2 separate regions of the Homo sapiens genome follow, and region 1 is linked to region 2. A link is an interaction called in ENCODE POLR2A ChIA-PET data of the cell type or tissue named here. Cell type or tissue: Panc1. All regions are shown on one strand. Each heading gives the region's core, and the rest is flanking DNA. Links, peaks and the distances in the headings are about the cores only. Region 1 has its middle 350 kb from the start of LINC01090. Region 2 holds the start of MIR561 (microRNA 561).

Evidence for each region. ChIA-PET counts read pairs that join two places held together with the same protein. Peaks named below come from ENCODE experiments on the same cell type or tissue, not always from the same donor. Only the 100,000 strongest peaks of a DNase experiment are listed, where the experiment ranks them.
Region 1: POLR2A ChIA-PET joins it to region 2 with 5 read pairs; 2 of 35 experiments call an interaction of 5 or more read pairs at or near these places.

The regions. Positions count from the first base shown.
Region 1 is chr2:187,933,243-187,936,163 of GRCh38, reverse strand. No RefSeq gene overlaps it. Among named protein-coding and RNA genes, the nearest start is that of LINC01090, 350 kb to the left of the region's middle. In Panc1, for the core only: no CTCF peak of the experiment used is centred there; no DNase peak of the experiment used is centred there.
Region 2 is chr2:188,295,239-188,298,159 of GRCh38, reverse strand. All of the region lies in intron 1 of GULP1 (GULP PTB domain containing engulfment adaptor 1), which reads right to left. MIR561 (microRNA 561) reads right to left here and starts at 668; the gene lies at 572-668. In Panc1, for the core only: no CTCF peak of the experiment used is centred there; no DNase peak of the experiment used is centred there; H3K4me3 peaks cover 835 bases; H3K27ac peaks cover 2,500 bases.

The DNA.
Region 1 (2,921 bases), core at 113-2,612, 360 kb after region 2:
AGAGTTATTTTAATCATTTACTGTACTTGTGGCCATATTGTCCTCATAACTACAAATATTTAAAAATAGTTGATGAAATAATTTCAGGTAATTTCTCACCCATTATTACTTTGATCAAGGTGATTTCATTTTTCAGTTTAAATTATTTTATATTTACAAACGCCATATGTTATAAACTTTTAATTTAGTTCTGTGGTGAAATGTGGGTGCATATGTGCATGTGGGTATACATACATATATGATAGGGGCAGGAGGCAGACAAATTCCTAGGTAGATTGGGGCGGGTCCCTGGTGAAACTGAACCTTCAAACCAAAGAACCTGAAGCCCGAAAACCACGCTCTCAGTTCCAGGTGAAATCCACCACCTGGAGTGAGATTTTTGCCTTTCCACCAATTAAATGGTGCTTTTTCCAGGCCCTCCCATTGATCAATCAGGATGCACTTCCTTCATTCTGAGTCCATAAACACCTGGGACTCAGCTACACATCAGGACTCCGCATCTGCAGGTGGGAGCCACCCACTTGGGTCTCCTCCCTACTAAGAGCTGTTTTGCTGCTTAATAAAACTCTTCTCCATCTTGCTCACTCTCCAGTTGTCCATTTAACCTCATTCTTCCCGGATGTGAGACAAGAAGTCAGGGCTCACTGAGTGGCAGGCACGGAAAGGGCTGTAACATGTTTTTGGCTGGCTTGCCAAGCTGTGAACTGTGACACACTCCTGTTTGCCAGACAGCAGGAGTGAAGAGTGGCAGCCCTTCTCAGGATTTCCTGAGCCAGAGCTGTAACACTATAGCCCCCCTGCCCACCGCTGGCATCGAGTGGCTTCCCCATGTGATGGGAAGTGGCAGCGGGGCCAGGCCAGCCTGGAAACTAAGCCGGAGCAAGGCAGCAGGACTGAATGAGCTGAAACATGCCACTCCACCCCCACTTGCTGAGCTGCTGGCAACAGGATTGAGAGAGTTGTAGCGTGCACCCCCCCACCCCTTGGAGCTCTGCAGTTGCTGACATCTCTGAGTTTTCAGGTGATGTCATGTTCCTCATCCACACTCCAGCACCTGCATTGGAAGCTGTTTATGGTATGCCTGGTTCAGCCACAGCCTCGCATGGAGCCAGCACCTGTGATGGCACCTGGAGCTGTCCACCCCACCACAGCAGCCAGCTCACTTGGCTATGCACAGTGGCTGGACAACACACTCACTTGCTCACACACCCTTCATCACTCCATGCCTGGCTTGCGCTCGGTGGGCATAGGATCCAAGTCAGTAGCATGAGCCAAGCACAGCCTGCTGAGCCAAGTGGGTGGAATGAGCCCAGTGGGTGTGAATGAAACTCAAGCAGAGGTGCCACCGGTCACAAAGGTTTCTGGCTGGCAAAGTGACACCTAAAGGATCCTGTGACATTTCTGGGGCCTCATCTGGGATCTGCAGAAGACTGAATAAAAGTGAACTTGCTGCTTTCTGTCCTTCTTTTCAGAGTCCCGAAAGTCCACAATAACCAGAATGAAAGAAAAACATCGGCCTCTGTTGGCCAGATAACACTGACTAGCGTGGCTGCTGGACTGAAGACAGGGAGGACAGGCTTGCCCAGGAGGACACTGTTAATCCCCCATCACTCTCAGGTGTTGGGAATGTTGGCTTTTTTCCAATCCAGTTTCCATTCACGGATGTCTAGCCATAGCGTCAGATTGGAGTAAGGTCCTGGGGCAACTGATGGCATCTAGCTGAGGCCACACGTTGGTGTTGCCTGAAAGCCCCAAGACCAGCTGCAGTCTCCAACAGCCCAGTAGGGTGTGAGCGCTAGGACTTGCATTCTTTCCTGTCACATTATCTTTCTTTCGTGGCTGTCATGGCTCCTATCTTTTTTTAATATACAATGTTAAGGGTGTTGTTGCAAACCAGAGAGATAGTATAGTCATCAGGAGTGTAATCCAGAACAGTGTGGTTTCTATCTATTCTTAGAAGCAAGAAGGATGTAATGATTGAAAGCTTTCTTTCCTCTCTTGAAGAAATTTATTAGCATGGGGCAAGAGGCTACTTCCCCCAGGCACCCCTCTGTCCCCTGAATTTAAGTTTTTTTTGTTTTTATTTTTGTTTTCCACCATGGCAGGAGCCAACATAATCCTGAAAATACCAGGATTTTTTCCATGCAAAGATTGATTTTTTTTTCCTTTCGGGAGGCATCTTATTAGGCCAGGTCCCCAATTCCTGAGACTCCCTCTTTCTCCCTTATTTGAGGAGAACCTGGTTCCACAGCTTCATGTTAGCATTCTGCTTATGATAGGGAAGCAGTGGAGAAGCTGCCCTGATGGTTGCTGACTGCAATTTTGTGAGGGCGACATGGGACTAATTTAATGGGTCCATACACCCTCCTGAGGCACCTTTTTGTCCTAAATTTGATTCCAAGCTTTGGTTTGAAGCCCTAAAAAGGAAAACTAGATCTGAGGCACCCAAAGGTAGTTACAGTGGAAGACCAAGGCACAATGCAGGTGAATATGACTATCCCTGCCAATTAGGTCTTCCCACTTCATGGGTGGAGAACTCGCTCACATCCATGGCATAGACAAGGACTAGGGAACCCACAGGTTACCAACAGTGTGAGGATAGGGCAGCATAGGTAAGTGAGAATATCCCTACCCACTAGGCCTCCCTGCTATATGGGTGGAGCCTTTCGTGGATGCCAGGACTTGGGAAGGAAAGGAAAGAAAATAGGGGACCTTTTTTTCTCTTCTCACAAACCCTGGGTTTTCACTGGAAGAGAGAGGAACTAAGGGATGCCTTTTCCCCTCTCTTCCAGTTGGGTTACCAATCATTTTCAGCCTTTACTCCTCCTGAATGCATCCTGAATCACTGGAACTTCTCTGACCCTCAGACTCTGGAGAAAAAGTGCATCATATTCCTTTGCTCAAAGGCATGGCTGGATTAT
Region 2 (2,921 bases), core at 132-2,631:
TCCTTTATTACTACACAGTTCCTCAAAGCAGACAAAAATAAAATAAATTACAGAGCATAACATGTAGTTTGACCTTCAAAGATACTTTACAAAATACTGTTTCTTAAAACTCTCATTAGTACTTATAACCCTATGTTTTAATTCACCTAGGTTGAAATCTGGGTAAATGAACCTATTTGCTATTAAAATTTTACTTAAAACATGGTATCTCTTGATGGTTATAAATGGCTATGAAAAAAATTGAGAAGCTAAAATCACATTTATTCTCTTATTTCAATTTTTTATCCCAAATTTGCACGTTTGCTACCATACTACAAATGTTCTGTTTGATTTTTTTTGGCTAAAATTATATTTAAAATTGATATTATCTAATTTAAATACAAACCAAATGAGAACAATAGTTATCACCTCATGAAATATTATACAGCTATAAACAGGCAAATCATTAATGATTCAGTCAGTAGATTATGTATGCTCTGAAATGATTGTCTTTATTTCTATAAGAGGGTAGACTGAAGACTGAGCCCACAGTATTCAGTCTCCTCTCTTATAGAAATAAGGATAGCCATCCATGGTTCCCCCAGGAACTTCAAGGATCTTAAACTTTGCCTTTGTAGCTCTGGCAAAGTTTAAGATCCTTGATGTTCCTGGAGGACTGGTGGATGAAGTTTCAAGAAATGGATCAACTGTAACACCTAATATTAAGAAAAAGCTGTACCATACCAGGAAAACACTACATTTGTATAAAATTCTCACTTCACAATACCTGATAAACTTATCAGTAGTATCTAACTTCTAAGTAGTGAATTTACCTTCTTACAGTAGTTAACTGTACATGTGCTTGTGTTCTACTTAAGAAGAGTAGAAAGGGCTTCCATGAGTATGCCATCATTAGAGCCTACAACAAAGAATGTAGGTAGAAGATCTTGCCAACTATTTTTCTCTTCTTTCGGAGGTATAAATAGAAGTCTAAAAACACTTTTAGAATTTGGAAAAAAGAAAAAAAAAAGGATTTCTAGGATTTCTAGCAATACTTATCTGGGAAACATTTTTAATTAGTTGTTAAAATTGGGCTCAAAAATATCAATTAACTGAAGCTATTTTTCCCTACAGAAAAACTATAGCACAAATAGAGAAACATCAAAGAATATATATGTATCATAAGTATGCACACACAGAAAGGGAGAAAGAAATGGAGACAGAGAGAGAGACAGACAAAGAGAGAGAGAACGACAGAGACAGAGAGACAGAGAGAAAGTAGTCCCCCAAAATATGGAAGTTTCTAAGGTCTATTCTGAACTTCTTCATCAGGAGGTATATGATACAGCTGATGTATAGGTACATTTATATAATGTTAATAGCAAAAAACAAACATGAAATAAAGGCAGGTATTGATATCTAGATGCACTCTCTTAGTTGCATCCTAGAAAATACATACAAGGCTATTCAAAACTTCCTTTAAAAAGCCATATTAATCTTTGCAATTTAGCACAAAATATACTGAAAATCTTAATTTCTATATAAGTTAACTTACTTATTCATATTATGTGTGCAAATTAGGGCAGCCTTTTCAAAACTATTTTTAAGTATACTACACTGAAAGACAAAACTAATTTCAAATTCGCCATAACTATACCATTTCAATGTAAACAGAAAATTGACACTTACTATCCCACACAATATTTGAGTCAATTAACTGTCCTCTGATGACAATCATGCATGGTAAGCATCATTAGAGTGGCTGAAAACATTTCTTAGGCATAAAACAAACAAAAAACTCGCAAATAACAAGGGCCTGAAAACAGTATAAGCATTGTTTTCTAAGTCTTACTCTGGAACAATGACTTTTAGCCATTCTCTTTAAAAATAAAGGCCTGATTTCAATTTCATATCCCCAGTATTTGAAAGTGAAGCGATTTCTCCATTCAAAGTTATACCATTTTTTCCTCTTCCAATCTGAGTATATTTTATGCTCTTATGGGAAAAAGCTTAAGTTTCCTGATCTCTAAATGCATTAAGGCAAACAATATTAGATCCACCAGCCTCTAATACGTTTAGGGACCAGGGCTCATGGCAGTTATGCAGTTAGCTTCTGTAACTATCTTTGAATTCATTATTATACTGAAATAAAATAACTTTTTTTATTCTTTAGAGGTTTTAGAAAACAAATTGCAATATCGCGAATTGAATCACAAATACATCACTCTGCTAAGTAAAATTTAAATTAAAATCACCTACCATTCATCAATGGAAATAAGAATTTTAAGGATTTCTAATTTAAAATGAAAGGTAAAATTTGACATTTTATATTAAAATTACCCTAATATATCCTCAAACAGCCACTTGTTCAAGGATACCCATAGTGTAAGTTTCAACCCAACTACTATATCCCATATACACGTGCTTTTTACAGATTCACTATTAATTATAATATAAAGTCTAAAAATAAAAGCTATGACTAGGTATTTTAGCAAAAGACTTTATCCTTTAAACAATTTATCTATACTTATTCTGTTTTCTCTAATAAGTTGATCTGTTCACCCGAAAAAGAGTTAAGTTAAACATCCATGACTGTAGCACAGTACAATGAACCATAAAAATATGTAGTATATTTTACTAATTGACATGTCACACTAAAAAGTAAATATTTCACAATGATCATAATGAATCAACAATGAACAGGCTCATAAATTATAGACAGAAACATAGGCAATAAATGATATGTTGGAAAAATGTTTAAGAAGTAAAATAACATGCACAGAAATCACAGAGCTGAGAAGTTCGGTGCTGATTGGAATACAGGCCCGATGATGCATGATATGCATGCAACAAACATTGGCTGGATTTATTAATGAATGGCTCCAAAATCTATCCTCCAAATTCTTAAGGAAATTGTTGTGGCCATTAAGAAAAGAAAGTCT